3 separate regions of the Homo sapiens genome follow, and regions 2 and 3 are each linked to region 1. Evidence: chromatin loops called from intact Hi-C (ENCODE). Cell type or tissue: Calu3. All regions are shown on one strand. Links, peaks and the distances in the headings refer to the core of each region. The heading gives the core; the rest is flanking DNA.

The links. Peaks named below come from ENCODE experiments on the same cell type or tissue, not always from the same donor. Only the 100,000 strongest peaks of a DNase experiment are listed, where the experiment ranks them.
Region 2: a loop joins it to region 1, with 10 times the contacts of the local background. A loop is called at or near these places in 47 of 110 quality-filtered maps.
Region 3: it touches region 1 in a loop (25-fold over the local background); 45 of 110 quality-filtered maps call a loop at or near these places.

The regions. Positions count from the first base shown.
Region 1 is chr12:114,160,620-114,170,945 of GRCh38, reverse strand. No RefSeq gene overlaps it. Among named protein-coding and RNA genes, the nearest start is that of LINC02459, 76 kb to the left of the region's middle. RefSeq lists an enhancer at 6,516-7,715. In Calu3, for the core only: no CTCF peak of the experiment used is centred there; a DNase peak (open chromatin) is centred at 4,375.
Region 2 is chr12:114,503,887-114,514,212 of GRCh38, reverse strand. It overlaps the pseudogene RN7SKP216. Among named protein-coding and RNA genes, the nearest start is that of TBX5-AS1, 100 kb to the right of the region's middle. In Calu3, for the core only: a CTCF peak has its summit at 5,503 (motif pointing right); a DNase peak (open chromatin) is centred at 5,512.
Region 3 is chr12:114,471,295-114,481,620 of GRCh38, reverse strand. No RefSeq gene overlaps it. Among named protein-coding and RNA genes, the nearest start is that of TBX5-AS1, 68 kb to the right of the region's middle. In Calu3, for the core only: no CTCF peak of the experiment used is centred there; no DNase peak of the experiment used is centred there.

The DNA of each region.
Region 1 (10,326 bases), core at 1,853-6,852:
TTGAACCATATACCCCGGCGTAGAACTTCATCCTATCTAACTCATGCTCTTAAGCCTGAACACAGCATAGGGTTTACTGTAACTTCAGACTTGGGAGTCCAGGAAGACCTCTGAAAAGTAGCATCTAAACAAATGTCTGAACTATAATGGATTCTGCAAAGATCTCAGGAAAGCATCCAAAGTAGAACAGCTAGTGCAAAGGTCCCAAGGCAGGAATGAGCCTGGGACAAATGACTAGAGCATAGTGTGTGTATGAGGGCAGTGTGTGCTTAGAGGCTGAGGGTGCAGAGAGGCTAAGCTCTATAGTTCCTTATTAAGGACAAAACAATAAGCTTTATCCCAAAAGTGGCACGTTGCTTTCCCTCAATCACTGTAGCTCTGAATGGACTTCAGGGAGTAAGATGAGGTATTGGTTAGGAAGCTATTCATTTCCCAGGTGAGATGGGACTTTGATCAGTAAGGATGAGACAAAAGTAGATTTCTCCCTTGAAGAGGTAACAGGATTTGAAGGACTAGACATTGGATGAGGGGACAAGAAGAAAATGCCAAATCCTAATTCTGGGCTAAGCAGATAGTGGCAGCATCAACTGAAACAGAAGCCTAGGGTAGGAGAACATGTAAGTGACATGAACAAGCTGTAGAACTTGATGCTGCTGGGGCTGAACCTCTGACTAGTCATGTAACTTTGACACAGGTCAGATCTCAAGTAACACTTAGCTCCTGCAGCAGGCAAGAGGAAACTGACACACAGGATGTCCATAGATCACATGAGGTTTCCAATAGTACAGTGGTCCTTGGAGATGAGTTAAGGGTATTCACAGGAGTTGGAAAGCAAAGCCAGTAACTGAAACATTTACCCCATAGATACTTAAAGCCCCGAGTAAAGGCTTATAAGGCAAAACTAAAATCTAAATAATGACTGGGTGTAGAGTCAAGCTTATGGTTCAGCTCAGTGAAACAAGTCATAGACCGAATCAAATGATCCTAAGATCCAAAACCAGGCAAGTCGCAAGTAGATAAAAAGTCGAGCTTTTGCAGGCTTTGCATTTCTCCTATTTGACTTGAGTCATGAGTATGCGTTACTTACATCGAAAGTGAGAATCAACCCTTACCCTAGGCAGGGAGGTCTAAGAAGCTGAGCTGCTGATCATGGCAAGCAAACTTAGCTGCCTCTGGGTGTATGAGTCACTTAGCACCGTCCCCCCCACCTCCCAAAAAAAATTTCCCAAAACTCCTGGAGGTGTCTAAGCTAAAGTTGCTTCAGCTGTGTTGGCCACCTATTCCTGGGAAGTCTAACTTCCTCTTCAGGTCCCTTTAATAGTTATAAAGATGAGTGCTGGGGGTCCTTGAGTCATTTAGCCATACCCTTTGGACATACCCTTCTTTATACAAATAGGGGAAACTGAGGCCTGTCTAGGGGAAATTTCTTGCTCAAAGTTTTGAGCTAGCGTGGTCAGCCCTAGCTCTTGAATTAGCAATGATTGCCCCGAATCTTCAGGTCCTCCCTTTCCCTGCTACTCAGAGCCCTGATGAAATATCTACATTAATTGATTAATGCTGTGAATAACTATTCCCATTAGAGATAAATAATGCATGCTCTTAAGGCTGAGTTCTGGCATGGCATTGATTGAGAACAAGGAAGGATGGGGTGGCTGTCCACACAATGAAGTGTCTTCTAGAAATTGAAGTGACTGTCCAGTAGAGAAGATACAAAAGCCATGTGCACCTGGGTTTCGGGAGAAGCAGCCCACAGGACAAAATCCACTCCAGCTTTCTTCTAGGGCTTCACCTCCTGGCCCCTTCATCTGAGCCTTGATATACAACATCTCCTCACTGCAAGCCTTTCTTAAAATGCCTGCTTTCTCTTATCCTTTCAGAACGTAACCGGCACAGGGTATGTGCTCAGTTCCAGGCCCAGGAGCCTGACCTAATTGTTAGGGGGTAAGTAGAGAAGTCAGACTATATAAGCCTTTCAAAAGGCAGTGGATTACCCTCCCTGGGAAACCTTTTATAGGTAGTCTCCTATGGACTCCCACAATCCCCTGACCTCCCTTAGCTGAGGGCTCACTGCACTCTCATATCCCAGGAAGCCAAGTGGGTTGGAAAGCCCTCTAAGCAGAGGGAATACCCTGTGCATAGACCTGCGGGGCAGGTAGTACAGAGCCTGTGCAAGGAGAGACAGCTGTCCTAGAGCTCAAGTGAGCTGTAGAAGAGGGCAAGGGTCAGAAGCTGTGGTCTTGAAAAAGTGTTCAGAACACCGGATGAGAAGACATCCCTTCAATAACCACCATGGAATAAGCCTCAAGATCGTGTGGTGTGGTTCTGTCTCTCCAGGTAGGCTGAATATTGAAGGTAGGCCCTCTGGGTTCCTGCTGTGCTGACAGGCCACTGATGAAAGCAAGGTGGCCAAGCACAACATCCTGGAATATAACCTAGAATGGAGGGGAGAAACTCGGGGTTGACCCTCGGGTGAAGCAAGAGTATGCCTGTCAGCAACACCACTGTAAAACGGAAGTATGCTCTTGGCAGAGCATAGACTCCTTAAGCTCACATGCATCTGTAGGAGTCAAACTTCTCAGTCCAAATCCAGTCCTTAGCAAACTTAGCTAGGGTTAGTCTAGGCTGAAGACAATGCTAAAATTCTAAGCTTTTAGTCAAGAGGTCTTGGCTGGCTTAGTCTGCTGTGAGTCAGATGTTAGCTGCTGCTGTTCTCAAAGGCAGCTTGCCCCAGTTCTGGACTTTCAAAGTCTATTTGTCTTGCTCCACCCTCACAAAAGGGCTCTTGATTCCTATTAAATCCAAGACACAACAAAGAGCTGCGTGTACCAGACAAGCTCTTGTCTCCAAGTATCTTTCTCTATCTCTAATAACCTTAATAGTGAACTAACTTCAGGCTCCTGGCCCACAGTGGATGCTCAAATGTAGATCCCACAATATTGGGTGTTCTTCTTGATTGACATCCCTCCTAAGGGAACTAGTCCTAAATGTAGACTGAGATTCAAATTCATGCCTTAGGCGTTGGCCTCTGGGGGGTGAGCTTCACTCACAGGGGAGATGCCAGCTTAGAAGTATCTTATCCCAAGAAGTCCTCTCTACAGTCCAAATGGTACAGACCTCAATGATGGTAACACATCCTAATGCCCGAGGGCCTTCTAAAACTATACTGACAACTTCCAGCCTCAGCTAGATGAATCAACCCAATTTGTTCCTGGTCTAGTAAGACTCACTAAGAATCATTTCAAGCCTCTGCCTTTATCTGCAACAGAATAGTAGACAAAATTGCACCATCTCAAAGGTATTACCTGAAAGGCTGCCAAAAATCCCCACAACCAAGCTCAGTCTCCCTGCAGTGCTTAAGCTATGACAAAGCACAGACATAACAGACATAACTAATACAAATAGCCTGTTTTCTATTGCTGCATAACACAAACTTAGCAGCATAAAACAGCAGCTCAGCTCTGTAGGCCAGTCATCCAGGCAGTGACTGAGACTGTTCTGGTATCCCAAGGCTGAAATCAAGGTGTTAGCTGGGCTACATTCTCATCTGAAGGCTCTAGGGGATGTGTCAGCTTCCAAGCTCATTCTTGTTGGTATAACTTGAGTTCTTAGAGTGTAGGACTGCAGTATCTTTGTGGCTGTCAACTGCGGGCTGCTTTCCTCCGAAGGGCTTCCCGCATCCTTTGCTATGTAGCTCCACTTTCAAGCCAGCAACTGTGTCGAATCCTTCTAGGCTTTGAGTCTGACTTCCCTTTAAAGGGCTTGTGTGACTGTGTCAGGCCCACCCAGGACAATCTTGTCCTATAACAGAACAATCATATGCATGATCTCATGCACAAGGTCTGCCCACTCGAAGGGTTATATGAGGCATACCCACATAGGGTATGCCTTGGGCCACACCTGTGCGGATGCTGCTCTACCACTTATGGCATCCCCTGCTAGCCTCCCTGAGGACAGAGATGTTGGCTCTCACTGACCCCAGCACCTGTAGCTGGAACATGAGATTCTGGAGCTCTGGGGCTGAGTCTCATCTTCAGGGACTTAAGTATGTTCTACCAGATAATTTCTCTGCATAGACGCAGCTTTTAAGACATGAACTCTACATATCCCAAATTAAGAAGGCTGCCTAAGACTAAAAGCTGCATCCTTCCAGCTTGTATAATGTCCAAAGCATACCTAAGTCTCACTTAAACTAGCTCTGCTACTAATGCTGTCATCACTCACAACTTATACTTATAGGCGATAATGAACTAGACCTCTCCTGACACGACTTCCTGGCTGTGGTGGGAGAAGAACTCTCGAATGCCCCTTGTAAGAAGGCGCAAAAGGATTCCTCCTGAGATCTTAACTTCGCATGGAAAAATCCCTATGATGGGTGAGTGCTGCCCCCTCTAGGTCAGAAGGAGTCCTTGTGCCAGCTTTGTACTCACCACCCAAGAACTCGAGTGTCCTTTATAGTGGTACACTGAGACCTCACTACCTTCTACCCTCGAGAGGGAAGTAGCTCCTGGGCTGTTGTCTCCAAATGTTTGCTAGGATTACCTACTCTTTTCCCCCCCCCTTTATGTTCTTGTAGAATTGTAGGGACCAGGGCAGTGCCACATCAAGGGCAAGGAAACCAATCCTGACAGTCCTGAGCCCTCCCTTTCCTATTGAAAATGGAGTGAGAATTGCTCACTGCATGGCAAGTCCTGCCACCATTCCTCCCTGCACCAGTGGTAGACATTGCTAATCCATCACGGAACTTGGCTTATAGTGAGCTTCTACATGGATCTGGAGTTCTCCATATTCCTGGCAGCTACTAGCAGTTGATTGCAATATAGCAAACACTTGGTATTCCCTAGGGAGTCAAGAGGATGGGTTGTAACAAGTCTGTTTTCAACATTCTACACTGCTGGAACAGTAGTGCTCTATGCTCTGAAACAATAGCTGGCTCAGCCTGGTAACTTGTCTTTCCCTGAACCTCCCTTGGGTGAGAGTAAAGAGGCCAGGCTCTGGAAGTCCCTATCCTTACCTAAGCTCAATGTGGTTATGAGGTTGGAGATGGCAAAGTCAAAGACCTCCAAGATGAGATTGTCTTGGGCTCATGCATCAGTTTTTGGAGCGAAGCTGCACAACTTCTAAATGTGAGACCAGTGTCTTCCTAGTCTTTCAATGTGAGGTTTTGTGAGGAAACCTTGTCTCGCCTTCAGGGATGTTTTAGTCTGGGTTTTGTTGCCAACAGCTGTGTTTGTGTGAGTCTCTTAACCTTTCACAAAAGCAATGAATAACTGCCTACCTTAGGGGTTTCGGGGATGGTGTAGTGTAGCAATTGGCGGCTGTCAGGGTCTCGAACGGGGCAAATCTTCCCCTAAGGCTGAGTAACCTTTAACTCTTTCCAGGGGGTCTCTGTCTTCATCCTTGTAACTCTCCCAGCTTTCATCTTTCAGCCCTTCAGGGATACTGAACTCCTCCGGCTAACAGGTGACCTGTGGGTGACTGCACAGATGCTCCTGAAACCAGAACATCAAAGCCCATCCCAGGCTCGTGCTAGCCCTCCAGTGATCCAGCAATGACAAACTGCTGCCAAAGGCAATGATGACCAAGCCCCCAGCCCTCTGGGTACTGCTTGCTCGATGGCCTCCTTCCACATACTGTATTTAAATCCAAGCTCACATCTCAACTTGGGACTACAGAGCCTGAGGTGAGGAACTATGGAATCAGGGGGATGGCTTCAAATCTACTGAAGCCTAACTTTTAAGCCCTCAAGATGTGAGGCTGCTAGTCCAAGACATCTTAAAACAGGATATGAAAACAAATTTCTTAGCCTAGGAATGTAGTAGAGTAATCCTTCCAACAGATCGCTGAATGCCTGCCATGCTACAGAGATTCTTTGTGCTGAGGATGCAGTGTGGGAGTGTCCCTGCTTGCATGAAATGTTCTGGATGAACACACGATGTCAGGTAGTGATAGCCCTTATGAAGGAAAAATGAAGTGGGCATATAAGAATGTCTTGGACAACAATGTCTTGAACTTAATGTCTGACCCTGCCTGAAGTTATGATCTTCAGTAAAACAACTTGACCATGCCTATCCCACCCACAAAAAAAAATCCACCGTCAACTCCTGGGGTGCATGCTTCCACCCTTGGGGCACTTACTCTACATATTCTTCAGAGGGTAGAGGAAACCTTCAACCTACAACTGAGAACTGAGGGTAGTGAGTAACTGGACTCAGAAAGTGAAGTACCTCTAGTATCTGGCAACTCCCTGAAGGGCCATCACAATGGGAAGAACATGAAGCCTAATCATCCTGGAGGACTTCTAGCCTTCAGTTGAAGGAGTCTAGCCTGCTGGTTTTCTAGTTTGTGGGATACACATGGTTGGCCTGGGGTTTTCTGAACCTGTTTCTAGACACAGGTCCATGAACTTCAGGGCAATGACTTCATCTGGCCCCAACAATATTTATTGGGCTAATGTTTGACTTAGCCCCTGGTGCCACACAGGGGAGAACGACTCGTGTGTTAGTGGGAGCAAGAAGCAAGTACTACTGCGTGAGTACTGGGTCATAACTCGGAAGCAAAGAATATGCTATATAACAGCATACATCATGGAAACAAAGTGGAACGTCCTATATCGTGCACACATGTGGAAAAAACCTGTGTGATGGGGTCTGTCATAAGGTTATTCCATCTTTCCTGAAGTGGGATGAAGATGTTCATGGTACATAGAGGCAGATACTCATTGCTATATGCTCAAGTTATAGCTGGGCACTAAGGTGGTGGTAGGTGGGGTGATATTGGGGAAAAATAGGATGCTTTTCTATAAGCCACAGCCAGAAAGGAAACTGAACACAAGTGGCATCTCCTGAATGGCCATATAGACTCGAGTCACCGTAAAACCTAGCTTGACTGCTTAGTTATGTGCTTCATGTGCTTGTCCTCCACAGTATGAGTCAGGATGGACTCATCACCCTGTTGACCAGGATGGAAGGCAGCTATGTACTCCACACTCCTGGGAGCCTGCTGTGTAGCTGAGGGAAGTGAGTCATGGGTACCGGTCTACAGAATCCTCCTACTGTGTACTTCCTGTTTATGTGCTTCCTCAAGGGACCCAGGTAGAAGGAATTGTCTTAAAGGTCCTGGTGGAATTGAATCGAACTGAAGCAGCTTTGAAGGCCTGGCTTCTTGGAGGCTTCCAGGCTCTGGTCAAGTCTCTTCTGACCTCTGTTCTATAGCAAAAGAAGCTTTCCACTTCTGTCCTCCTTGCTGTGTGGTTTTGTCCTTAAATACACCTCCAGCTTGACCCAGCTCCTCCTCTTCCAGGTCCTCAGCAGTCAGCCAGTAAGCTACCTGCTCCAGGGTCAGGTGGTCACCTCAGCCCAATCAGCTGGTCCTGAATAGTGATTGTGAGGCATGACAACATGGCCTAACTGGGAACAGGGGTCTGGGCAGTTTGTGCCCAGGGACGATGGGTAGGCAGGGAGATGCTTATCCTAGTACCTTTAAAAAAAAAAAAAAAAAAAAAAAAAAAATAGTAGTAATGTATGGTCCAGGAAGAGACAATCTCAGGATGACTGTCCCCAGCATCTAAAGTATGACTCAGGAGCAAGGCTTCAGTCTTGTAGCTAGAAATGCCTGCCTGCCCCTGTCTCAGGTCATGGGTGGGCCCAGATGAATGCACGGATCCTCACCTCTCACCCCGAAATAGATCTTCACAAATCGTGAACCCAAAATGAACACTTAAGAGGTGCTTTACATGGACAGTCTCAGGCTACCCTCTTTGGAGGTATGTATAGGGAAGGTGGACAAAACTTCAGTTTTTCTTAAAAGTGCAAGTGACAGGGATCTGCTTTCTCTGGGCTTGGCTTTCCTATTTCCAAAACATGGTCGGTCTTGGTGACTGTTCAGTGGAGTGAACATCTTTATTTCAACAGGAACAAACTATTGTATAAGTGGTCACAAAGCCCAGTTGACTGATCAGTTATGTCCATGCCTTCTGGTTCTGCCCATTACTGATGGTGTTGACATCCTCAACTACAGGAGTGGATTTGTCTTATCAGTTCACATTTCATCTTGATGCTCTTAGGTACAAAGACAACTTCTTGGACTGTCCTTGCATGTAATGCTCACTATCATTCATGACAACTTTCTCTGCTCTAGTCAGCTCCAGGTTTCTTTTGATTGAACATGTCACACCTTTCTCCCTTCTAAACTGACTTCATATTTAAGTGGATTTCTCAGTCCAGTTCTAATAGTCTGAAACAAGTCAACAGACTAGCTTAGTCATTTCAATGGCTTGTAATGGCCTATAACACACCTACCCCCAGACCAAAAGCTGTTTATTCCCTTGGTTTTTGGCCCCTAAACCCACTGCTGAATAAGCACTGTTGCCTGTAGGTCTTCAAGCTGGTGCTCCCATTACTATGGCATAGATTTCCAGAACTGGGGCTGCTGGATTTCAAGAGTGTTTAGATATAACTAAGTCTTACTAGCTGTTGGCCAAACTGCTTTCCAAAAAGGATAATTCATCCCCCACTGTGAATGCATAAACTCTTATGAACAAGGCACAGCAAGTTCCTTTATGTGTGATAGTTCTTACCTGTGAGATCCTATAACTTCCTCTGGTTGTTCAACATAGCATTGTGGAGCAGGCATTTCATGTTTCTCTGTCCATCCCTGGAACAAGGAGTCTTAGCCAGGGCCTCAGTGTTCTAAATGGAACAACTTCTCACTACCCCCTTCCTGTAGGGAAATGGAGACCAGCAAACAGGCTTTTGTGTTGTGCAGGTGTTCCTGAATCTCATGCTTGGAAATGGGACTCAAAGGACTCTTGAGATGGAGACGGGCAGGGAGTCTTCCATGCAAAGCTAGTTGCCTCAGAGCAAACATTCTCAACTTGAGGCTGACTTACAGTTGCATGGGGTGTGGGCTTTGACCTTAAGGGACTTGTATCAATGCTGTTCTTGGTTTAAAAACCTTACCAGGAATGTTCGAAGAACACAAATCCTGCCCCTTGACAAAATGGATAGGGGAGACGCTAATCAAGGTCTGCTTCTGAGCCCCACTTGGCACCTAACCTTCTAGTAGTATAAAGGCACTAACAGATACTATGTGCTGCTAAAACTCTCCCCTCCCTGAATCTCAAAAGGTGTGGTATCTTGCAGCCAGAAGTGAAGACTGAGCTAGTACTAAGCTCAGGCTATCTGAGCTACATAGCTCAATTCTCCACCTTTTAACAAATCAGAGTATCACGTATCATAGTCCCCTAACAATCTTGTAAATGTGACTGTTTCTAACTAGATTGAGTTCCACAAGGGGTGGAGACTTCTGTTGACCACTCAATCCTACCTGGGCCAGCACAGAGCAGGTACCAGGCATTGTCTGAACTTGAACACAAGCCACTCTTCCCCAGTTGCCCCTTTCCTAAGAGGGAAATCTCCATACTTCTGAGCCTTAAGGTGGCATGAGATTTCTTGGCTACCTTTATTTTGAAATGCTACTTAAGGGGATGTTACCATCATGTAACAACTGATGCTCACAAAGTAAATATGCAGACCTCATCTCTGTTCCTAGGATAGGGTCTCACATCTGTAAGTGTTGGAGGCTACTACCAAAAGCTTCATTTGTGGCTTGGAGTACCACCTCTAGCCCCACAGGATTGTATACTGAATGAAAATAGCTCTCTAGATGGAAGTAGAGATGCTCACAGGAAACCCAGAGTAGCTCTAGTTATGCCTTACAAGAAGGGTGGATGAAAGTTAGCTTACGTCTAAGACTCCTAAATACTTATAGTCCCATATTATATCCAGGCAGAGTTCCCATATCATGATAGGACTCTGAACTGTCATATCTCAAGACCTTGACTCAGCCAAATATTCTACACCCATAGGAGGCTATTCTTCCAGCCTTCTTCATTAAAGCAAGCCTAGCTTTAGAGCAGAGGCTACATTGTTCAGTTATACTGATTTAACCCCATTTTTCTGGAACCTGTGTCATGCTATAAACTAAGTTTGCTTTGGGATCTCAAGCATAAGCCCTTCTAGGACCAAATCCCATAAGTAAGGGATACCGGGCAGGGTTTGGCCAGAAGCAACATGTCCTGTTCGTAGAACAGCCCTTGTGTACTCCAGCAGAGGCCAGAGTGCAGACCCCATGTAGCTGGGCTGCCCTAGCTTCTTGGGAGCAAGAACTAAGATTTTTATAGACTCCCTTCTACAATAGCTGCAGCCTCATCCAGATTTCTGAATCTGTATGCAGAAAACTAACCCAGACACATTCCTGCTGGATGTGTACCACGGGTGTCCAACCTGCTGACACTGGTTCCTAGTGCTGGCCGGAGGAGCAGTCAGA
Region 2 (10,326 bases), core at 3,037-8,036, 340 kb before region 1:
CTTGACACTTCCCATCCTGGTTAGAATATCCACTGGGGAGCGTCTCCCCAGAGCTTGAGAAACAGTCTCAACCTCACATTGGAGCAGGCAGAAAGAACTCTGGCTGAGGGTTAGGTAAGCTGTATTCTAAGCCCTGGTCTGCCACCTCCCATGGAGGTCTTGGGGCAATCCCTTTCCATCTCTGAGTGTGTTCTAGTTACCACTGGTGAGTAACGAATTAACCCACCATTTGGTGGCCTGAAACAATCATTTTATTTTGCTCACGATTTTGTGTGTCCGGAATTCTGGAAGGGCTTAGCTGGGGAGCTCTTGCCCAGGGTCTCTCATATAGTGCAGCCAAATGTTGGCAGATGCTAAAGGCATTTGATGGCGCAATTGGTCTGGGGATCTACGGTGGCTTACTTATAGCTGCCAAGTGACACCGGCTGTCAGCTACTCAGCTGGGCGGTTCACCACAGCATCCACACATGGCCTGACCATAGGGCAGTCTCAGGGAAGTTGGGAAGCTGGGTTTCTTATATGGTGGCCCAGGGTGCAAGAAAGAATGTTCCAGCAAATAAGGTGGGAGCTGGTTCACCTCTTAAGACTCAGCCTCAAAAACACACAGCATTAATTCCACTATACCCCATTGATTTTAACAGGGTCACTAAAGTCAGCCCAGATTCAAGGAGAAGTGACATAGAACTCATCACTCGAAGAGAGAGGTGTCAAAGAATTGACAGCCGTTAAACACACACACACACACACCCACACACACACACAAAATTAATATATTTTATATATTTGCATATATTTTACGTAATACATATATATATATAGGCATTGAGTCTTGCTCCATCACACAGGCTGGAGTGCAGTGGCATGACCATAGCTCACTGCAACCTCAAACTTCTGGGCTCAAGCGATCCTCCTGCCTCACCCTCCCAAGTAGCTAGGACTACAGGTATGTATCACCACACCTAGCTAATTTTTAATTTTTCTTGTAGAGATGAAATCTCACTATGTTGTCCAGGCTGGTCTCAAACTCCTGAGTTCAAGCGATCCTCTCACCTCAGCCTCCCAAGTAGCTGGGACCACAGGTGAGTGCCACCACACCTGGCTAATTTTTTGTATTTTTGATAGAGGTGGGGTTTCAACATGTTGCCCAGGCTGGTCTCAAAGTCCTGAGCTCAAGCCATACACCCACCTTGGCCTCCCAAAGTGCTGGGATTACAGGTGTGAGCCACCATGCCCAGCCTAAAAATATTAGCTTTTATCAAAGGGTTTGAGCCCCACTGGTGCTGTCTCCCTTTTATGAAGGGGGAAGTAGGTGCTGTGGTGAACAAGTGAAAACCTGAGATCACACAGCAAGCTAAGAATCAGAGCCAGGACTAAAAACCAGGTCTCCAGGCACCAGGGGCTGTGTCTCTTCCTCAAAGTCTCACGACCCTACAGAGGGAAGTAGAGAAGGTGGCCCCTGGCTCAATTGCCAGACAAACCCCCAGATGACCAGGCCCTCCTTTGACACTGCATCAGGGCTTTCTGCCTCCCATTCATTAACTCAAGAATGCATTTATTCAGCAATACGCTTCCTGGTGACAATGCTTGGACACGAAGATCTTTAGTTTGGGAGGTAGCCAAATTGGAGCTCTTGCCCTCTGAACTCATGTGGGTGAAGGTCTCAAGAGCACCATCTGCTGAGAGAAACTGACAAATGATATGGAAATGGCAATTTCTCAAGCATCTTGGCTCCTCGTCAGGTTGGGAAGTCACATCCTAAAGGTAGAAACCTACACACCCAGCTTGCTGCAAAGACTGGGAGTCTCCATCCAAGGCTCTCTGGTTGGCCAGGCTCAAGGTATTCACTGGTAATTAATATTATATTAATATGTTTGAGCATTTAATCCAGCCATGTGCTTTTTTTTTTTTTTTTTTTTTTTTGTTGAGATAGAATCTCACAGTCGCCCAGGCTGGAGTGCAGTGGCACGATCTCGGCTCACTGCAACCTTCACCTTCACCTCCCGGGTTCAAGCGATTCTTGTGCCTCAGCCTCCTGAGTAGCTGGGATTACAGGCACACACCACCATGCTCAGTTAATTTTTGTATTTTTCATAGAGAATTTGCCGTGTTTCCCAGGCTGGTCTCGAACTCCTGAGCTCGGGCAATCCGCCCGCCTCAGCCTCCTAAAATGCTGGGATTACAGGCGTGAGCCACCGCGCTCGGCCTGCAATGTGCATTTTCTTTCTTTTTTTAATTTTAAAATATTAAATTTTTAAATTATTTTTAAAAAGCTTTTGTGGGTACATAGTAGGTGTATATATTTATGGGGTACATGAGATAGTTTGATACAGGCATACAATACATAATAATCACCTCAGGATAAATGGGGTATAAATCATCTCAAGCATTTATCCTCTCCTTGTGTTACAAACAATCCAATTATACTCTTCTAGTTGTTGTTGTTGTTTTGCCAGTCAGATGGTTTAAATGCGTTCCTTATTTTTCTTCAACTTTTAAGTTCCAGGGTACAGGTGCGGGATATGCAGGTTTGTTACATAGGTAAACATGTGCCACGGTGGTTTTCTGCACAGATCAACCCATCACCTAGGTATTAAGCCCAGTATCCATTAGCTATTTCTCTTGATGCTTTTCCTCCCCCGGCCCCATCTTTTAGTTATTTTGAAATGTACAATAAATTATTGCTGACTGTGGTCACCCTGTTGTGCTATCAAATACTAGATCTTATTCCTTCTATCTAACTCTATGTTCACATCCATTAACCATCCCCAATTTCCATCCACTCCCCACTGCTTTTCCTACCCTCTGGCAACCATCATTCTACCCGCTATCTTCACGAGTACAGTTGTTTTCATGTTAAACTCACATTAATAAGTGAGAACACACAAAGTTTGTCTTTCTGTGCCTGGCTCATTTCACTTAATATAATGATCTCCAGTTCCATCCATGTTGGTGCAAATGACAGGATCTCATTCTTTTTTGTGGCTGAATAGTACTCCATCATGTATGTGTACCACATTTTCTTTATCCATTCGTTTGTTAGCAGATGCTTAAGTTGCTTCAAATTTTGGTGGTCGTGAATAGTGCTGCAATAAACATGGAAGCACAATGTGCATTCAATCTTTACAATAGTAAGTAGCAATATTATTCTCATTTTGTAGATAAAGTGGAGCCATAGAGATTTAAGATCACATGTTCATACAGATTTATATCCGAATTAGCCTGACGCAATATCTCCTTACTATAAACTATGCATCTTGACACTTGATTTTATTCCTTAGAGCATTATAATGCTTATACTGTACACCGCATTCACTTGCCTTATGTTGCTCTCTATTTTTTTTCAAGGATGTCAAACTTCCTCCCAGCCATTCGGGGGTACCTTGAGGTCTGGGACTAAGCTGCTTTTCTCTCGTCTCTGGTGAAGAGATACAAATGAATACTTATTAAACGTAACTCAGAATTAACTATTTATCTCTTTGCTTCTGACATGGAAATGTAGAGAAGTTATAAACTACCTCATACATTTAGATAAATTGTTTTTCTACAAATATTCTATGGGGTTTAAAAATAACAGCAAAAGATACAGCCATCCCTCACAACTGTAATGGCAATAAGGAAATATGCATTCGTGAAATTTATTAATAATTTCCTATCTCCAGAGAGTCAAGAATTTTAACTGTATTGTTTTTCCAGATCTGCTGACAAGTTGCAAACTTCATTTGAGTGGGGCTCCACATTCTCTTCCACTTCACCACTGACAAGACCATTTGCAAACAAATCCAGTCCCACCAATGGGATGTTCTATATGCAATTTTTTAAAATTATACTTTAAGTTCTGGGATACATGTGCAGAACGTGCAGGTTTGTTACATAGGTATACACGTGCCATGGTGGTTTGTCGCACCCATCAACCCGTCGTCTACATTAGGTATTTCTTAAATGCAATTTTAAAATCTAGTTCCCAGAGACCATAATTCCATCTTTTCTCTTTTGTGCCTTCGTTCCTCCAAGGAGTAGACTAGTGTGGGAAACAGAGCTAAATTAAGGATTAGAATACCTGGTCTCTTTGATTTTTTTTTTAAATCTTCTTTTAAACTATAAAAAATATTCTTTAAAAATTATAAATACATATATTCAGAAAATGTGTAGCTCAATGACCTACTGCAAAATCAACACCCACATAACCACCACTGAGGATTTGTGTGAGACACCGGGAAAGTCACTTGAGTGACCAGTGTCCCCAGCTGTTTGAAAAGGATCTTCTTAAACCATAGTACGTTTTATTTATTTATTTATCTAATTTTATTTTTTAAGTTCCGGGGTACATGTTCAGGATGTGTGGGTTTGTTACATAGGCAAACGTTCGCCATGGTGGTTTGCTGCACCTATCAACCCATCACTTAGGTGTTAAGCCCAGCATGCATTAGCTCTTTTTCCTAATGCTCTCACCCCACCCCATCCTCCCCCGACAGTCCCCAGCATGTATTGTTCCCTTCCCTGTGTCCATGTGTTCTCATTGTTCAGCTCCCACTTATAAGTGAGAACGTGGCGTTTGATTTTCTGTTCCTGCGTTAGTTTGCTGAGGATAATGGCTTTCAGCTTCATCTATGTCCCTGCAAAGGACATGTTCTCATTCCTTTTTCTGGCTGTATAGTATTCCGTGGTATATATGTACCACATTTCTTTCTTCAGTCTGTCATTGATTGATGGCCATTTGGGGTGTTTCTATGTCTTTGCTATCGTGAATAGTGCTGCAATGAACATGGGTGTGCATGTGTATTTATAAGAGAATGATTTATATTCCTTTGGATATATACCCAGTAATGGGATTGCTGGGTCAAATGGTATTTCCGGTTCTAATCATAATATGTTGTTTTTAATTACTACCTCCTACTCCATGAGTTGGATGAACTATAATTTATCAATGTCTGTATTGTTGGCCCGTTAGGTGGTTGTTTTCTTCTTTATTACGAATAACCTTCTAAGAAGTAGCTTGTTCCTCAATCTTGTTCATATTCATAGTGATTCCTTAGGAAAAACTCCTAGAAAATGAATTTCTAGGTCAAAATGGAATGATTTTAGAGCCTTCGCAAGGCACACAATTAGTATGAAGAAGAAAAAAATGTTCTATTACCCGAGTCTATTTTGCCAAATAAATTTGAGTAATAGAAAACATTTACTCATTGAATGAAGATGCTGTTTTTGGGAACAGACAATCCAGAGGGAAGCATGCAGGCAAAGAATGGTCTACGTTGGAGGTAAAAATATTTCAAGTTGCCATTTTCAAAAATTGTAGTTTAGTTCAAACGCTCTTGCTTCCACAAGAGGCTTTGAAACAGTTTAACATGAAAGCACCAGCATCATGAAGTCTAAAGCCACTCCAAGCAGAGCACAGTGGCCACAGCCAAGTTGCAAAATTGCTTTTTAAAAGCACTCAACACCCAGCTCATGGTGAAAAATGTCTTTTAATGTCCAGCCAAGACTCGGCCGCTAGAGGGCACTAACAATACATATTTCCAGGCAGTACCAACACCGCATGAACCGAGGTTGGTTTTCTGTCCCTTTCCATCCCATCAGCCAGAAACACAAAAGGACAATGGCCCTGCAAGCTGCCCCAAACCAGTGGAAATCTTCTAGCAAATAGGCCAGAACCTTTGCTGCCATGGGTCTTCTATCTTCCAAATTCTGATAACTTTAATATTCTGTGAAAAAACGTGTAGCTTTAACCATGAGAGGAAATCTATCAGCATATGGGGGGAGAAACAGACTTTGCTCAAAATAACCTGTGGCTTTTTGAACAAAGTTTTTGATGACTTTTTTCACTTCTGATGAATCAGATTCACTACTGAGTGACATAACCCTCATCAATTTCCTCTTTCTGCACCATTTGGCTTCCAAGGAGGTACTCTTGGCTTTTATTTCCTGCATGTTAAAGGAAATTTAGTAAGATTGATGGCTTAATGTGTAGCCAAATATCATACAACCTATAACCGGAGTGTTTTGTAACTATTAATAATTAATATGAGATGGGTACCCTAGTGGGTGATGTGCTTATTCTTGGCATCCCTAAAAGAAACTCCAAATCTCCAGGCTCTTTGAGCTGAGAGATAGGTGATAAATGGTAATGAATTAGAAGAATTAAATGCTTTCTAAGTCCCGCAGTGTTGGGGTTGCTAACACTGTATTTGTATAATGCTAGCATCTGTATCTGTTTGCTGTTTCTCTCAACAAAACACACACCTGGCTTCACTGAGGAGGACAGAAATGCCCTTAGACATTTATCCTATACCTCAAACCAAAGTAGGCTCTCTCTGAGCAGTCTAAGCTGTCTTATTGACCAGGCTTCAGATTCCGATCCTGGCTTCAAAGAAAATTCGGCTCCTCCGTGAGCAGAGGGGAGAGGAAGAAATCAGTCATTGGCTTTAAATTGCCCTGTAGCCTTTATTCTTAATTGAAAAGGTGCCTGGAATGCTAATGTTCCCCCCCCAACATTAGGCCTAAAGAAGAGGTACAAGTAAAGGAATTTGAGTCCAGTTTTGAAAATGGAGGTGCATAATCATTCATGACCCCCATTTTAGCAAATGAAGTTACCCCACATTCAGAAAATATCTTCTTGGTTGCCTCTTTGGCTACAAAGACATATGTCTTCTTTTTAATGGTCTCTTCATTTATCCTCAATGAGTTTCTGCACCTCTGAGCTTGAGTCTTTTTGGTTATCAGCAAACCACAGGAGCCTGATAATTTTGGAAGGGGCACATTCCGATGAGAAAGCACCTATCTCCATAACTTTCCGCTGCGGAAGAAGAAGAAAATGCCTTGGCAAAGATAAATGACTCTGGTTTTCATTCAGATCCAACATCCATCTTGGCAAAAACTAAAATCAGTTTGCAGGGATTAAAAACGTGGCATGGAGGTTAGACAGTCATTCCAGCAGACAAAGGTCTGTGAAAAGATAAGCCTAATTCTTTGGAAAATGAGACACATTGACTGCTAATATCTTGACTTTCTTCACATCCTTTTTTTCTCTTAAGAGAAGTTTCTCCTCTATGCTTTCCTTTTCTTGCTTGAATGTTTATCCATGGAAATGCTGGGTTATTTAAACCAATAACAAATCTCTAATATTGCTCTTGGCCGAAAACTTCTGAGAGAGGATGTGACAGAGACTTTCTTCAGAAAACAAGCACGTGAACTTCCAAGATGCCAGGCAGTACCTTAGACCCCATTAGAGCACAAAGAGAAAGAAACACATTTAATCAAAGAGCCTTTTCCCACACCCTCTCCTTTCCCCTGCTCAGTGTTTTGAATCCGCTGAGTGTTGTGTCAACGTTGGTTCCTAAGTTTGTGGTTTGTCAGAAGGGTTCAAAGGCAGCGTCTGATATTTGGATGTAGTATAACTCAATGGAATGTCTTGATCGTGTCTCAGAAATGCACTGCCATGAGGCAACAGGTCAGTGATGGAGGCCAGAAAAATAAAAGACTGCCCAGATTATTGGGGGAAGTTTACTCTCAAGACGGGGCATCACAACCACCAGGCTGAGGAAGTCCTCTCTGTATTGCTGGCTTTTCTCCTGCTCTTTCTTGGATGCATTTGTGTGTTTAAATCTTCTAAGATCTCTGGTCTTAGAGACCCAGAACTTGACAGTAAAAACTTACTTTGGATCAGAGAAGTTCCCAATGTATGGGCTACAGAGAATTTTAACATAAATTTAAAATGTAGTGCATTTTCACCTAGTGTGGACGCTTAAAACTGAATGCCAATAAGTCTCCTGGGATCTGGATACAAATGATAGAGGAAAGGGCTATTAAAACTTTGTGTAGGGTCAGGTAGATATTTAACGCTGAATTAAAGATGGGTAAACAAAAGCCTGAGATGCACACATAGAATCTAGAGAGATCAAGTGGCTTGCCCAGGGGCACTTTATAACTGGTAGTGATGATGGTGGTGATGGTGATGGTGGTGATTATGGTGGTAATTATGGTGTTGATGATGATAGTGGTGCTGATGACAGTAACAATGATAGTAGTGATGGCTGGTTTTAGTGCTGATGATGGTGGTGATTGTGGTGATGGCGGTGATGGTGATGATGGTGTTGGTGAGGTGGGGGTGAGGTTATGGTGATGGTAGGGATGATGGAAGCAGTGGTAGTGATGATAATTGTGTTGTGGTGGTAGTGGTAGTCGATATGATGATGGTCTGGGGGTGATAGTAGTTATGGTGGCAGTGGTGGTTGTGATGACGGAGGTGGAGGTGATGATAAAGACTAGATTTCCAAATCTGAAGGTTCCTAGTACCTATATCTCTTAGACCTTTAACCTGCTATGTTTTATCAAAGGATGTTGGAGTCAACATCTGCCACCCCATTGATCACCAGAGTTGATTTGGCTGATCTGGCTGGTTATGTGGGTGTCCCCTTCCTCCTTCACCACTCAATGGGCATTCCTTCCAAAGCTGCCCGCTCAGTCAAAGAAGACAACTTTAACTGATAGTAGACTTGTAGGAGAGCACACAGAATGTTGTAAGGGTGTTGTCAAGTTTTAATGTTTAATGTGTCAAGTTTATTGTATTTTTTCATGATAAAAATAATAAAACTCATTGAAGTATATGTGAAAAATATATAAAAGTTAAAGGATAAATAGCAGGTATATCTGAGAGGCACAATTTCAGGGCATGTTTGCTTCTGGTTTTCAATATGTATGTTTTGGAGGACAATTTTTTTTTTTTTACCACATATTGGTTTTGTTTTTGTGATCCAGAAAAAGAAAGAATTTGGAGTGTCAATAAGAGCCCTTATTGTAATGCTTCTCTGACACAATAGTGTCTATATAATTACTCCGATATTGTAAATGAGAAAACCGAGAGTCTAATTTGCCCCGGTATCCTACCGAGAATAAATGGCAGGGCCAGAATTCAAACCCAGGTCTCCGTAACTCCAAAGTCATGCTCGTATCCAATGTATGTCACTGTCTCCCGAGGGTGGCCCTTTAGGTCATCACAGAAACACTGTCCCCAAGGATGACAACTCAAGGATGTGAGGGCGACCTGGCTGCAACATCTGCCACCCCATTGATCACCAGGGTTGACTTGGCTGATCTGGCTGGCTAGGTGAGTGTCCCCTTCCTCCCCCACCACTCAATGTGCATTCCTCCCAAAGCTGCCCACACAGTCAAAGAAGATGACTTTTACCGATAGAAGAGGGCTGTTCTTAGCCAAGGGTGTAGGAGTAGCAGCTCTCCCCTCCTAGAACCTCCAGACAAGCCCTCCAGAAGCCTTACAATGTGGTCTTCTGATAGTTTTTATAATTCAGGCTTCTCAGACCAACTCATCCTGAGTTTTGTTCCAAAGCAAATGTTGCTTTAGCAAGATTCTAGTGAACTTGGGGTCTAGTCTTCCTGGAATCATAGTCTTTTAAGAATTGGACATGTTCTCGGCAGGCTTCTATTCCAAAGTCTATCCTTAGTGCAGAAATGCTTTCTTAACATTCCAGGTAGACTGTCCTCACTTTGTTCATGAATGCTGCCTTGACAGGGAGTTCTTGCTCCCCAACAAAGACACACACACAAGAAGAACTCTCCCTTTTAAAACTTCAACCACATGTTCAGCTGAAGTTGACTTCCCAAGTAAACTTCATCAATTACTCAGAATGAGGCTGTTTTCTCTTCAACAGCACAATTCTCTACATATTTGTGGGCAGCAGCTTCTGTCCCCAGGATTTGCAGTCACAGACCGCTTCATCTGTTTGTCTAAACTTCCGGGATCCCTTCCTCTTGGTATTTCCTGTCGTTCACAAACACTGGAACCCCAGACCTGAATCCTAGTGCTGTTCCCATCAAACAGAACCTTGGTTTAGATGCTATTCTGTGACTGCAGCCCCACATGCCTCTGAGTTATTATTTTATTTATTTTTTTATTGAGATGGAGTCTCACTCTGTCACCCAGGCTGGAGTGCAGTGGCATGATCTCGGCTCACAGCAAACTCCGCCTCCTGGGTTCAAGCGATTCTGCTGCCTCAGCGTCCTGAATAGCTGGGATAACAGGTGCACAGCACCACGCCTGGCTAATTTTTGTATTTTTGTTTAGTAGAGATGGGATTTCACCATGTTGGCCAGGCTGGTCTCAAACTCCTGACCTGAAGTGATCTGCCTGCCTCGGCCTCCCAAAGTGCTGGGATTACAGGCATGAGCGACCATGCCTGGCCAACTCTGAGTTATTTCTTTAAACAAATTTATTGAGATATAAATCACACACGTCATACAATTCACTCCTTGAAAGTGTACAACTCAATGATTTTCAGTATTTTTACAGATACAGACAACTATCTCCACGGT
Region 3 (10,326 bases), core at 2,840-7,839, 310 kb before region 1:
GTGTCTCTTGTCTATTGCTCTCCCGCTGCTTCTATCCGTGTCTGTTTCAATATCTCACTGTGCTTTGTTTTCCTGTATGCATCTCTTCCTCAAGCTGTCTCTTTCCTTGACGCTCCTCTCTCTCTTTTTATCTCTCTGTACATCTCTCTCTGATGTTCCCTCCATCTTTCCTCAGCCCACAAGCCTCTCTGTGCCTTCCCCCCCATAACTGGCCACTGGGGACAGCTGCCGGCAGTGACCTCAGAGCCCTTTCGTGCCCACTTTGCCTTCCTCCCTCTGCAGCGCCAGCCCTGAACCACTGCTGGAAAGGGAGCTGCAGAATGAGCTCAGCTCTCTTTGGAGAGACCTGCACCCACTTTCTCGCTCCAAGCGCCAGGGCTCCTTGCCATCAGAGGGGCTTCAAAACAGCCTCTTAATAATGAGAACTAGGTTTCCCATGAATCCTAAAAAATGTATTTCGATCCTCTTAGCACCAGGGCAGGAAAAAGACTGGAAGCTCTCTGAAATCAATCGAATCTGCATCTCCCGGGCTTCCTGAACAGGCAGCTCCCTGCACCAGTCGGGACTCTTCCCAGGTTGATGCCTTATCTCAAAGGGAAGGACAGGGAGATAGTTTTGAACTCATCCCCCTTCCCCAGCTCTCCGCTGCAGGAGCCTCAGGTCCTGGAGTCCAGAAGGAAAAGGACTGGGGGACAGCGCCCCGAGTGTGACGAGGTGCTCTCGCTGGAACCCGGGGCAGGCGGAGCTTCAGGAGCACCCAGGATTTCCTGCTCCGAGTCCGGGGTCGCATCGGAGACCCCCAGCTAATCAGCGTCGCCTGCCGGATCTTGCCTTCTCCAGAAGGTGAAGAAGGCATAAATTTTGAAATTCCCCTCGCCCTCCCCTCCCCGCCAAAATGGGTTTAGATTACTCCAGGCAAAACTGTCTCTTCAAAAATTAAAATTGGGAACGGTTCCATTCCAACTCAAATGGCTGAGCAGAGAATATTGCAAAAACTTTCCCAAGTTGCGCAAAAAACGGTTTCACTCCCGGCTCCCGCCAAGCATGTACCTAAAGGGCATTTTTCCAGGCAGACGGTCCATAGCTCCCATTAGATTTTCAAAGAGCTACGAGGAGCCCACCACCGCCACCACCAAAAGGGTGAAAAGGTTAAGGACCCTTACAAAGGTACGCAGCGCCGCGATTACACTTCGAAAGAAAACCTCTGCCTGCCTCCCCGCCTTATTATTATTTTTTTAATCTCCCTCCCCTTCCTCCTCCTCCTCCTCACCCCACCCCTTTTTTCTTTCGTAGCTTTTCTTTGACATTTCAAAGCCTCTCTCCTGGTTTCGATTTGAAGCTCCCGGATAAAATCGATCAATTTCAAAAAAAAAAAAAAAAAAAAATTAGGCAAGGATTCCGGTTCTGGAATTCGAAGTTCTCCCCCTTCCGTGAGGGCGGAGCTGGAGCCAGAGGCAGGCGGGCATCAAAATTTCGCTTGGGCAGGCACCTCACTCCCCCACTACTTCCCTCTTCCCCAGACATTTTTCCCCCCAAAAAAAGAGCGGGATCAAAGAAAAATGTTTAACGTTTTCGGCAAGCGAGCACCAGGCGCCCTGCGCACTTAAGGTCGGGGAGGCGGGATGTTGAACTTGCCCCGCCCATTTGGCGGAGGGTGGACCCCACATCTGTTTACTACCTGAATCTGCGACCTCAGGTATTCCAGGAAGCCGGTCCGGCGACCCTAAAAGACTGCGAGGTGGCCAAAGTCATAAACTGGAAGACAGAAAGCGACTCTTGGATCTGAGACCTAATTCTTGTTTTATTGATTAAGGAGGACGGGCTAGATGGAGTTAGAAACAAGATGAAAAATTGAAAAGTCCCGCACGAGTTCTCTTCCGCTGGCCTTCGCCTTCCCAACAGCTTCTGTGCTTCTCACCCCAGCTCACCTCTGTGGGGAAGGGGACGCCCAGGGAGGGGAGGTGGAAATTTGTGAATGTGGCCCTTACAGGAAATTCAAAAGGAATAAGGCTAAGGGAGCAGAATTAAATCTCATTTTATTTAGTAACATCGTGGGCTGCAGGTAAGAGGGCGCTATCCTGGTTATTGATTTTTTCTTAATGTAAAATTTTTACGTTTTGTTCATCGTGGGATTCTTTTTGTATTCATTTTTGGCGTTTTAAATATACTGCATTAAAATATTATTTGTCTTGATTACCGAGATATTTTCACCATCTTATTGGCCCATGCAAAGCCTCATTCTGGTCCCTGCCCTCTTAGCCAGGGCACCTGAAAGGGGCCCTCAAAGTCCAAGTCTTGGCTGGGAAACATTTGGGGGTTTGGGTATCACTGAGAGGAACACGCATTTAGGAAATGAAGAGAAGGAGACAGAGGAGATTTTAAGGGCGCTGAGCTTGTTTTCTGATTGGAATCCCCGGGTCAGATCAAGGCAAGAGAGAAATCTTATTTTCCTCCCCTAAAATGTGACTCCGTTCACTGTGACATTTCTGGCTGTGATTGAGAGCAGGGAGGCTCGGCCATCTGACGTGAGGTCAGGGGCCTGGATTTTGTTCCTGGGAGCCCAAATCAAACTTACTGTGTGGCCTGGGACAAGCTGTGCTGTGCTGAGACTGTAGCCTCCTTAGCAGATTTTTTTTTTTTTTAATGGAAAAGACCAGCCAGAGACATCCAGAATATGTTAAATAAATCAGTTTTCCAAAATTCTTCTTGGTTTAAGAGTAGGTTTCCCCTACAAAGCCTCTATTTGATTAAAAGGCTTGTAATAATGGTTAAGCTTTAGTGAGTGTTTGCCCCAAGTCAGACACTTTGCCAGTCGTTTTTAAAGCATTATCTCTTTTAATCTTCACAACAGACCCAGGAGGTAGGAAGTATCTTTCATTCCTATTTTACAAATGAAGAAACTGAGGCCAAGAGAGGGGAAGTAATTTGTATACAGCGGCTGAATGGTGGACTTCAGAGATCAGGCAAGTTTCCTCCAAAGATCCCCTTCTTGCACAATACATGTCTGTGAAATTTTCACTGCATTTGCATTTAAGAACATTTGAGGACAATGGAAGTGTGAATGGATTTGGAGAGGGAATGCCACCTGCTCTAGAAGAAGCCGCCTTGGGATCTGCATTTCTGTACCTCGAATTGCCCTTCAGAGCAGCTTCTTCCTTGCCCGGCTCATATCCCCCAGAATGAACTAACTACACTGCCATCCAAAAACAGCTGTTTTTTAGCCAGTAACAACCCAGGCATGTACTCTGTGTACCAGAGCGTTTTCAATAAGCCACAGATCCTTAGGCTGAGAAAGAAGCCACTGGAGGTTCAGAGCCAGGCACGGGGGATGAGGCAGACAGAAAACATAAGACGAGAAACTGGGAAACAGGGAATGTCCTGATGCTGCCTAAAATTCCAGGAAAAAAAAGACACACAGTGGTTAGAGGAATGGGTGCTGCAGCCTGAGAACCGTGGAGAGGAAACGATGCTGGTTGGTTCCCCATTCATAGCCTTTGGTATCTCTAGGGTATTTGTTTTTGGAGAAGAAACATCTGTGAGGGTAAAACACTTCCTGAGTGAAGCAACTGTGTACCACAGAAGTTGGGATCCATCTAATTTTCTGTGATGCCTTCAATGCAGAAGTAAACATGATTAGACTTTTAGTTTTTCATACAAATACTTTTTTTGTTTGTTTGTTTGTTTGTTTTTTGTTTTGTTTTGTTTTGTTTTTGAGACAGAGTCTCGCTCTGTCGCCCAGGCTGGAGTGCAGTGTTGTGATCTCAGCTCACTGCAACCTTTGCCTCCTGAGATCAAGTGATTCTCCTGTCTCAGCCTTTTGAGTAGCTAGGATTATAGGCATGCACCACCATGCCCTGCTAATTTTTGTATTTTTTAGTAAAGATGGAGTTTCACCATGTTGGCTAGAATGGTCTCAAACTCCTGACCTCAAGTGATCCACCCACCTTGGCTTCCCAAAGTGCTGGGATTACAGGCATGAACCACTGTGCCCGTCTACAAATACATTTTTAAATGTATTTATAAAGGTCTTTCAGATTTGGGGTTCAAACAGAAAGGTCATCAGAGATCAGATTGGCAGCTGGAAATGGATGACCTATTAAAAATCTGAATTATCGTTCCCTGTTGTTAATGATTATAACTTTAATTCAGAGAGTGCTTTAAACACATTTCTCCTTTTGTCTTCAGGCCATAGCTCTGTGTGATAGATAGATTAACAAGTCATTCCTTTTCACCTGTGAAGAAACTAAACCCAGCAAGGTTAAGTTGCTCACCCAAAGTCACACAGCAGTAAACAGAAAAAATAGGATTCAAACCAAGTTTTTGTGGAACCCTAGACCCATGTCCTTATCCCACCCCAGGGCCAGGGGCTAAGCTCATGGAACAAACTCCACATTTTGCAAGGCAGTCCAGGGAGTGTCAGAGATTCAGTGTATCAAAGAAATGCCAGATGTGATTTCTGAAGGCAGCCCCAGAAAGTTCTCTCAATCCTTTCTTCTGGCTGGGAGGCAAGAAAGGAGCTGAGAATTGCTGTCCAGGATAGCCACAGTGCTCAAAAACATGGGGCAAGGGACATACGTGTTGAGAAATAGACTGCCACTGACTGAGCAATACGATCCCCAAGTGAGATTTCTCAGTGACTGTCACTTGTCTCAAAGAGACAGCATTATCCAATCTCTTTGAGCCAGAGCTTAAAAGAGTAGTCAGCATTTGCTGAGAAACTGTGTGTGATTTTTTTTTTTTTTTTACCAAAGTGCTAAATCATTTCTCTTTCTAATACTCCAGTGAGGAATTCTCTTTCTAATACTCCAGTGAGGAATTGTCTGGGCAACCATGCACAGTTGTGCAGGTCATGCACTGTACAAAAGGGATGTCATTCACATCCTTCTATCCTTGCCTTTGCACATTTATATATATAGCTGCCCCTCAGTATCCATGGGGTACTGGTTCCAGGACTCCTTGCAGATAACGAAATCTGAGGATTCTTCCCTGATATAAAATGGCATTGTGTTTTCATATAGCCTACACATTGTTTTTAATGCTTTAAATTACCTCTAGAATACTTATAATACCTAATACAATGTAAATGCTATGTAAATAGTTGATATACCATATTGTTTAGGAAATAATGACAGGAAGAAGAGCCTGTATGTGTTCAGTACAGGCACTTTTTATATTGTTGTTTTGAGTATTTTCCATCTGCAGTTGGTTGAATCCCTGGATTCAGAACCCGCAGACAGGGGGCTGACTGTATTTAATACAACCATTTTCCAGAAGATGGCAGTAAGGTGTCTTGTTTTAATGACAGCATATTATGACAAAATTCCAATGTGGAAGTAAGGTGACTTGAGGGAAGGGTGCCTTCTTCTAATTGCATAAAGACACAGTATGGGTAGTGACCCTGGCTATGATCATTTTCACATTCACAGCTGGGCACACTGAAAAGTGGAGTGCCTGACTTACGTTCACAGAACTGGTTAGAAGGTAAGTCAGCCGTCAAACAAGCCCATAGTCTGGGCTTCCACCCACTATACTGGAGCTCCTAGGAGGTTGAGAAACAATTTGGAATCACCCAAATCTGGGTTTAACCTCTTCCTCTCCTGTTTAAAGCTGTTGTAAAAAGTGATTCATACCCTCTGAGCCTTGGTCTCTGCCTCTGTAAAATGGGTAAAATAATAGTTCCTCCCACAAGCCTAAAATTTATATGGAACCACAAAGACCTTGAATAGGCAAAGCAATCCTAAGTAAAAGAAGCAAAACTGGAGGCATCATACTACCTGACTTTAAAATATACTACGAAGCTATAGTAACCAAATCAGCATGGTAGTGACATAAAAACAGACACATAGACTAACGGAACAAGATAGAGAACGCAGATATGAATCCACACATTTATAGCCAACTCGTTGTCAACAAAGCTGCTAATTACATACAATGGGGCAAGGATAGCCTCTTCAATAAATGGTGCCGGAAAACCTGGATAAACATATGTAAAAAGAAGAAACTAGAGCCCTATCTCTCACCATATACAAACATCAAATCAAAATGGATTAACAACTTAAACATAAGGCCTGAGACTTTTAAACTACTAGGAGAAAACATTGGGGAAATGCTCCAGGACATTGGTCTGGGCAAAGATTTTTTTTGTGCAAGACCTCAAAAGCACAGGCAACCAAGGCAAAAATAGACAAATGGGATTACATCAAGCTGAAAGGCATCTGCATAGCAAGGTAAAGAATAAACAAACTGAAGAGACACTCCACAGAATGGGAGAAAATATTTGCAACCTATATTTGACACGGAATTAATCACCAGAGTATCCTGCAGGAGCTGGATTTAAAATAAAAATAACCAGAATACATAGAAGTTCAAACAACTCAATAGAAAAAGGGAAAGGAAGGGAGGGAGGGAGGGAGGAAAGCAGGAAGGAAGGAAGGAAGGAAGGAAGGAAGGAAGGAAGGAAGGAGAGAAAAAGAAAAAAACAGGTATATGAAAAACTATTCAGTAACTCTAATCATCAGAGAAATGCCAGTCAAAACCACAATGAGATATCATCTCACTCCAGATAAAATGGCTTTTATCAAAAAGACAAGGAAGAACAGATGTTAAGGAGAAAAGTGAACCCTTATGCACTGTTGGTGGGAATGTAAATTAGTACAGCCACTACGGAAAGCAGTAATAGAGGCTATTCAGTAAACTAAAAATAGGCCAGGCATGGCAGCTCATGCCTATAATTCCAGCACTTTGGGAGGCCGAGGTGGGTGGATCACCTGAGGTCAGGAGTTCAAGACCAGCCTGGCCAACATGGCGAATCCCCATCTCTATTGAAAATACAAAAATTAACCAGATATGGGCCGAGTGCGGTGGCTCATGCCTGTAATCCGAGCACTTTGGGAGGCCGAGGCGGGTGGATCACGAGGTCAGGAGATCGAGACCATCCTGGCTAACACAGTGAAACCCCGTCTCTACTAAAAATATAAAAAATTAGCCGGGCATGGTGGCGGGCACCTGTAGTCCCAGCTACTTAGGAGGCTGAGGCAGGAGAATGGCATGAACCAGGGAGGCAGAGGTTGCAGTGAGCCAAGATCGTGCCACTGCACTCCAGCCTGGGTGACAGAGTGAGACTCCATCTCAAAAAAAAAAAAAAAAAAAAAAATTAGCCGGATATGGTGGCATTTGCCTGTAATCCCAGTTACTCGGGAGGCTGAGGCAGGAGAATCACTTGAACCTAAGAGGCGGAGGTTGCAGTGAGCCGAGATCATGCTGCTGCACTCCAGCCTGGGCGACAGAGTGAGACTCTGTCTCAAAACAAACAAACAAAAACAAACAAACAAACAAAACCCATAAAAATAGAATTACCATATGATCCAGCAATTCTACTTCTAGGCATATCTCCAAAAGAAAGGAAATCAATATACTGAAGAGGCATCTGCGCTCCCATGTTTATTGCAGCACTGTCCACAATAGCCAAAACATGGAAGCAACCCAAGTGTCCGTCAGTGAATAAACGGATAAAGAAAATGTGAGCTATAGTTATATAGATCTCACATTGGAATATATATATACACACACACACACAATGGAATATTATTCAGACATAAAAAAGAATGAAATTCTGTCATTTGCAGCAACATGGATGGACTGGAAGTCAATATGTGTAGTGAAATAAGCCACGCACAGAAGGACACATGTGCCACATGTTCTCACTCACGTGTGGGAGCTAAAAAAGTGGATGTCATAAAGATAGAAAGTAGATTTGTGGTTACCAGAGGCTGGGAAGGGTGATGGGAAGAAAAGATAAAGAGAGGTTGATTAATGATAAAAATATACAATTTGATAGGAGAAATAAGATGTAGTGTTTGATAGATCAGTAGGATGACTATAGATCACAATAATTTACTGTATATTTCAAAATAGCTAGAGGAGAATAATTTGAGTGTTCATAGCATAAAGAAAAGATGAATGCTTAAGGTGATGGATAATCCAGTTACACTGATTTGAGCTTTACAAGTTATATGAATGCATTAAATTATCACATGTATCCTGAAAATATGTATATCATCTATTATGTATCAATTTATAAAACTTTAAAAATAGTCCCGACTGCAGGAAAAAAGAGATAATGTAAGCAAAGTGTTTCATTCAACACCTGGCATGTAAACATTGACTAGCGTTACGATGAATTGTGTCTGATTTGTACATGGTTGAATCTTTTTCTTTCATGTGTCTTGAATGGAAGGATTCCAGACCAAACCCTACCTCCCAGCACACAGGATTGAGAATGTTAACAGGCTTTCTAGTCATCATGGTTCCTGGAAGGGTCTCTTGTTTGGGGACATTCTGTCATGTCTATTTTCAGTCCTATTTTTCTTCAGTTTGCAGCTGGATATGGAGGAATTATTGGGAGGGGGGAACTAGATGATTTGTCCAGCTGTGGCTGCCCTGAGTTCTCTGAGAGACAGAGAGAGAAAGGGGGAAAGAAAGACAAAGAGAAGGTGGTAGAGGGAGTTTGTCAACCCGGCAATATTCATGAAGCCCTAAATTTCGCAAATGATGACTTTAATAATTCAAACCCAGCAAATGTCTGGGAAAGCCAAAGTACCACCTCATTCAGCACCTTAGTGACATTCAGAACTAAGAAACCTGTCCTCTCATTTCAGCCTGATGATGTCACCAGATGCAGATGATGGAATTTCCACAACCTCCCCCACAACAACAAAATTAAGTTATTAAGACCGCTGGGGAACTTACAATTCTTAACATTTATTATATAATTGTTATGATTATTACCACTCTAATTTATTTCCCTACTTAAAAATGTTCTGGCGACTGTAACTCATTTTAGGCTGATCCTCGCAAACCGGGAGACCTTGGATTATTTAGAGAGAGAGAGAGCGTTTAGCCAGGTGCGCGAGTCTCAAATTTCCTCAAAATTGCTGCAGGGCCTCACTCAATATAGAAATAAGCAAAAAACAGTGTGTGCATTATATCAATATTATGATAATGTGCACTGAATGCGGATCATAAGTGATTAATTCGGTCATTTTCCAAGTTTATCCCTGGGGGTTTAGATCCTAAAGAGCCCATGAATGAACACAAGCACCCACATAATCCCATCTTCCTAGGGCTCTGTGGAAAAACACTTTAATGCAAAATGAGGAATGAGAAATTAGGTATATATAGTAGGAAAAGCAGCTTTTTAATTGTAGGCTTCGTCTTGTCTCTAACCTGTGGGCAAAGCGGGGGGACTCAGGAGGTAGAAAGGAAATAAAAGTGGCTGAATCATATCATTATGTGGTATTTCACCAGTATGTTAATATTATAGAAATGAAAAGCTCTTCTATGGAGAAGTTTGCATCTGAGGTTAAACTGAGTATTTGATCTGAAGGGCCTGTGAGTAGGAAAAGAAATTGGACTCCTACATGGACAGTTAAAATGCCAGTGGATTTATATTAATTGAGCCATTGAATGTTTTATGTTCAGTAAATGTGCTACCCTGTTATAATGATGATATTAATATTAAGAAGAGTTTATTGAGTATTTAATATGCTCCATTGTGCTAAAACAGTGATTCTCAGTGGGGAAGGTGATCCTGTTCCTCCTTCCCTCCCCCAGGGGACATTTGACAATGTCTGGAGACATCTTAGGCTGTCACAGCTGGCGGGGGTGCTGCTGGCATCCCATCAATGAAGGTCAGGGATGCTGCTACGTATCCTTCAATGTACAGGACAGTCCACACATCACAGAGTATCCAGCCCCAAATGTCCATGTGCCAACAGGGAGAAACCCAGTGCTAAGGCTTTGCATGCATCAACTCATTTAATATTTGCAACAATTTTTCAAACTAGATATTACTAGTTCCCCCATTTTACAGATGAGGTAATGAGGCTTGGAGAAGTTAAAAGGACTGTCCAAGGTCATTCAAGGACTATTGGAGGCATTGAGAAAAAGACTCCCCTCTTGTCTCTGTTCACAGCTGGAAACAAGGCAGAGAAATGCTCCCAGATAATCCATGAGGCTCCCATCTCATGCTCCCATGCAAGCTCAGGTGTGTGGCCCATGGAAGGTTCTACCTCCAGCCACCTACCAAATCACCTCTGTGTAGACAGAATGTACCCCAAGCCTGATAGACAGGTATGCAATACTATCTGCCCTGAGCAAATTCTGAAAGAATATAAACCAATCTATCAATGTTTATCTCTAGGGTCAGATTTGGGAGACTTTATTTTTCACCTTATTCATACATTGAGCATGTAACAATTTCATGATCAGAACAAAACAGTGATTTTAAAAATATGTAGAAAGCTTATGTAGTAATGAGGGAAATAA